Regions from separate parts of the Homo sapiens genome. Here region 1 is linked to region 2. A link is a loop called in an ENCODE intact Hi-C map of the cell type or tissue named here. Cell type or tissue: mammary epithelial cell. All regions are shown on one strand.

The links. Hi-C counts contacts between places; a loop is a spot of excess contacts. Peaks named below come from ENCODE experiments on the same cell type or tissue, not always from the same donor. Only the 100,000 strongest peaks of a DNase experiment are listed, where the experiment ranks them.
Region 1: it touches region 2 in a loop (11-fold over the local background); 2 of 110 quality-filtered maps call a loop at or near these places.

What each region holds. Positions count from the first base shown.
Region 1 is chr14:79,278,199-79,280,698 of GRCh38, reverse strand. The region is part of intron 15 of NRXN3 (neurexin 3); the gene reads right to left. Among named protein-coding and RNA genes, the nearest start is that of NRXN3-AS1, 200 kb to the right of the region's middle. In mammary epithelial cell, no CTCF peak of the experiment used is centred here; a DNase peak (open chromatin) is centred at 1,388; H3K4me3 peaks cover 1,262 bases.
Region 2 is chr14:79,044,217-79,046,716 of GRCh38, reverse strand. All of the region lies in intron 15 of NRXN3 (neurexin 3), which reads right to left. Among named protein-coding and RNA genes, the nearest start is that of NRXN3-AS1, 30 kb to the left of the region's middle. In mammary epithelial cell, no CTCF peak of the experiment used is centred here; a DNase peak (open chromatin) is centred at 1,226; H3K27ac peaks cover 1,163 bases.

The DNA.
Region 1 (2,500 bases), 230 kb before region 2:
AGAAAGTAGAAATTTGCTTCCCTCATGGACATACGATGCTTTTCATCATTTTAAATTCATTTTTTTTAAATTCCCTTCCCACCTTTGACACTACCTGCAAGGCTAGTGGGTTAGCGAATTGCTATGCCCCATTAAAAGGATAAAGAGCAGAGAGACCTACCGTGTCCTCCTCGAAGGGAAACAGGGGAACGATAGATAGAAATAGGCACTGAGTGATGCTTGCTGCCATGGAAATGGTGCTCGTGCTGAGAGTGAGACCCCGGCGAGGAAGAGGTGGAGGAGGAGGAAGCTACATTAGAAGAACTCCATACAGAGCTGACGATACATCCCCAGAACAGGAACCAGATCCCAAGCGTCCAGGCCGGCCGGCGAGGAGGGCTCCGTCTCGCGTGGATTCTCAGGTGCATGGTCAACGCACGGGACCACTACAGATGGGCAGTTTGAATTCCAGCCAGTGAGGAGTAATGAAGTTCATGATGCCCAAGGGCCCATCATAGCAGGAGGAAGAGTTGCCAGAATTCGGGGAAGAGGGAAGCAATATGCGCTTTCCAAACAATGAATCAGTTAAAAAATTACTACTTAAAGAAAGAAAAAAAAAAGATAAAAGGCAAAAAGCCCCTTCTCTTTCCCGGAGCTGAAATTTAGAATGCCAGGGTCCTCCCAGGTATAGCAAACCTCCTACGGAGCCCCGGCATGCCACGCATGTCAGGGGAAGACCGGCGCGGCTTCCTCCGGATCTCTAGGCACTTCGAGTCTGATGACTTAACCGCACACTCCCGGGAGCCACACAGAGGAAAGGTGGCAATGAAGGAAGAGAAGGAGGCAGCCCGAACCCAAGTGGGTTCAGGTGAGTTTATCCCAACATCCAAGGAGTTTGAACATTTTTATTTTCCTGTTTCCACTTCCATGAGATGCAATGCAGAACTGCCAGGCAAAAGGGGGCTGCAGGTGGAAGAGTTCTTCGGGTGTTCCTGGGAGTCTCCGCGGAAGGGCGCGAGGCTTTTAACCCTGGGCGTGCTGGACTAGCGCCACGGAGCAGCCGCCGGCTTCCTGGGTTTCCCAACTGGATGAAAACCAGCAGCAGCAGCAGCCACCGCAGCCAGAGGAAGAGAATAAGAAGGACTGGAGGGAAAGAGGAGAGGAGGAGGAACCCGGTGCGGAGCAGCCACCCAAACCAACGTGGCACGGGGTGGAGGGAGGTGGGTGGGCGAAATCAGCGAGAGCGCAAGAGGAGGTGCCTGGCAGGCTGCAGAGGTGGCCGAGAGGCGGGCGGGCGCCTGCGAAGTGCGCGGACCAGGGAGGCACAGGTGAAGTGAAGCGAGGAGTTGGGGAGCCAAATTCACAAATGGGCAAGTCATATGCAAATAGCGCACTCCCGAGAGCAAATCAGTGCAGCCCCAGCGCTCTGCCGAGGGACTGGCTGGCTCCGGAGGAAGGAGGGGCCAGAGCGACCCGGAATCCCGGCCCTTCCCATTCAAGCACAGGCTCGTATACACCCGCGCGAGCCTCCAGCACACGCCGCCCGCCCTCCTCTCGCTCGCGCGGCTCCCGCCCCGCCGTGTGTGCGCGCGTGTGTGACACCGACAGACCGACACTGCGCCTTCTTTATCACCCGTGCCCTGCTCTTCTCCCAGGCGCGTGAAACCAAACTCCAGCCATGAAGGCACCTTCTCACAATTTCGGAGGAAAAGTAAGGGCGGCGGCTAAGGCCGAAGTAGCTCCAAATAGAAATAAAAATAAACCCCTTGAGGCAGCGCGAGCGCTGGAGCTGCTGCACGCGGTGGTGCCGCACGCGCGCTCCTCCCTGCCTGGCGGTGGCTTGGGCGACCACTCTCCAGGCGCGTGTGTCTCCCGGGGTTAAAATGCCCAGGGCCCCTCCCGCAGGGCGAATGATGGGAATCTGAGTCCGGACTCCCAAAAGTGAAGGTGGAGCGGTGGCCTGGGGACTCCAAAGGGTGAAGGGCTCCGTGATTGGCAGTCCTTCCAGAAGGTGGCTGCCACCCCCGGTGGTGGATAGGACACTGTTGGGATTCAAAATCCAGAGGTTATCGTCCGCGCCTGTAGTCCTGATCAAAAAACTTCAGAAGGGGAGAGGGCCAAGTCGGCTGGCTCAAAGAGAAGTGACTGGCGCCTGTCCGGAACTGGCTGCAGAAGGGCTGCCCCAGGTGGGTGAAGTCCCCTGGGCGCTGGGCATCAAAGACAGCACGGTGTTTACCTCACGACTGAACACGCAGGGGAGAGCCAGAATGGCAGCACCTGTCCTCTGTCGTGGCCATCTGTGACTCCAGGAGGGGACTGACCCAAGGCTCTGCCAGGACACGGTAACACTGTGGACTAGGCGGCATCCACCCCTCCAGTATGTCTCATGCGCAGGAAGGACAAACCCAACAGGCTGCCCTCTCAGGCCAGGTTGTTGTCCACACAGGTCTTGCTAGCTTTGACTCCCTCCTACCATTCACCTTGGGTAAAAAGCCCATTACATTTGCAGGGAGGAAGGGGA
Region 2 (2,500 bases):
TAGAGGAGGATATTTAACCTTAGAGAGTTAAGTAGCTTGAGCTAGGTCATAGAATCAACAGTGAGTCTGAGAGTCAAGACTGATTGTCTGATGAAAGTCTCATGTTTTTTGCACTACAAGATCCTATGTCCCCTGTGGACATCTGCATGACATATCACTGGAAGAAGCATACAGGGAGGGATTTGACAGAAAAATGAAGCTGATTTAGGTATACTCAGGCCTGTAGCACATTTCATTTAGGCAAAAAATTAGGGGAATATTTCCAGTCCAGGAGCAAGTCTTGAAGACCATAATCTTTAAGCCACAAGCATACTTACTCCTTGCTGATATGAGCTTCTAGACCTTGCTCCAAATCTCATGTCCATGCAAAAATTGTTAGATCCTCTCTGCACCTTGCTTCTTCTACTCATTGTCCTTTCTCAGGGACCATCATAGATCCCAACTGTGTATCTCAAATCTAAAGCATAAGCTGCAGCTACTACTGTCAGATCTAGAAGGAAAGGAAAGGAGAGGAGGGGAGGGGAAAGAGGAGGGGAAGGAAGCTTTCAGAAATGCAAAAGGTGTTATACTGGTGTCATGTTACTCCATTGCTTAAACCTAGATCAGTTGGTGAAAGCAGATTTTTATTATTTATTTATTGTTTTTGGTACCCATTAGATATACATATTTTCAGGGTACCTGGAATAATTTGATACATTCATACAATCACATCAGGGTAATTAGGATATCCATCACCTGAAATATTTATCTTTCCTTTACACCAGGAACATTTATTTGAATTATTATTCTCTTCTAGCTGTTTTGCATCAGCATCACTTGGGAGTTTTTAAAATATGCAAATTCTCAGGCCCCACCTCAGATCAACTAAATTAGAAACTGAACAAGATCACTAGGTGGTCCCGAGGCATTATCAATCACTGGCGAATAATATACACACCAAGCGGCAACTGGAGGAGGCAAATAGTATCCATGAAAAAACGTTATCTTGTTCACCAAATATTTCCTATAGGAGTATCATTCAGGTGGCACCTTCATAATTCTCTGAGCATCAATAAGCTGGAGTGATCTTTGCCATTTCACATGGATCACAGAATAAAAAGGCTGCTTTTATAGATCAGAGAGTGGGTGAGGTCTTCTCATTTGTGAGATGACGCCACAGAGAGAACATCCATGGGAACCCTTTGTTCTAGGTGGTTTAGGGAAAGCCCTGCCTCAGGGCTCTGAGTCACCTGCAGTCTCTGCAGCAGCCTTTGCTAGTCATTATCCTAGGACATGATTCATGCGGCTTGTGGGGATGCAGGCTTATTCTTTACAGTCCCATCAAGCTGTCATACCTCTGGCAAACAGGAAGGTGCAGTGCCTAGGATCAGGATTGGCCTTCTCTGTTTATGGCTTGCTCCCGGTCATAAATTTGGAGCAGAAGGGCAGAGTGATTGCCGATTGTTGAGGAGCTGAATGGGGAGCAGTAGGAGATGAAGAAGGAGGGGTGTGGGTAGCGCCAGAAAAAGCAAACACTGAGCCGGTGCCCCCTCAAGGTCACTTTGCTTTGGCAGGAATCAAACAAATAAACAGAAAACGGGGATTGGGGGAGTAGGATTGTCTCATTTCCTATATTTCTATGCCATTATGGGCATAGGTTTGATAAACTCTGGCCAAGAGAAAGTTGTTTTTGTTTTATATTTTCTTTTAAGAGACGCCATGGTTTTTATGACAAGGCCTAAGCAATGAACCATAAAATCAAAAGACACCATAGGCATTTTCTCATTGGTGCATGGGCTGCAAATCAAGAAAATAATTTGTAGTTCACCTGGCAGTAGTTCTAGAAGGAAAAAACTGGAAGAAAATGCTGAGAATGGTTATAGCAGGAGTGGGAAGAAAAAAAAAAAAAAAACTAGAGGTGCTAATCAGAAAGCCCCGGATTTGGCCAAAGATATAGTATATGGAACCACTGAGCTTATTAGACGATGCAGGTTGTACATATGTGTGGTATATATGTGTGTGTGTGTGTGTGTGTGTGTTCACTTTTGAGTCTATTTTCTGAGATAAAAACCATGGGAAGTATTTGGTAAAGCAGATGTAAACACTGGCTTAATTATAACAAGTCAACTATGTTTTCAAAAGTATTATCATCAACAGTAGTAATTATAGCAAACATTCATTAGGCATTCAACATGGGCCAGCCATTGTGCTATGAGCTTTCACTACTTCAACTCATTTAACCATCATCAAAACCTATGAAAAAGGTACAATCATTATTCTCCCTTGTCTTACACATGAAAAAGGGAGACTTAAGACTGTAAAGGTCTAACTTTTAACTCGGCCCAGGTTTCATAGCTAATTGGTAGCAAACTCAGGGAACTTTAACTCAAAACTCAGGACACCTTAACTCAAACTCAGGGAACTCTGGCTCAAAAAATATGTGCATATAACTACTGCCTCCCTCAACTTTCTATTTTACATTTGGGGACAATCGGTCACTAAAAGATTAAAATGCAACGTG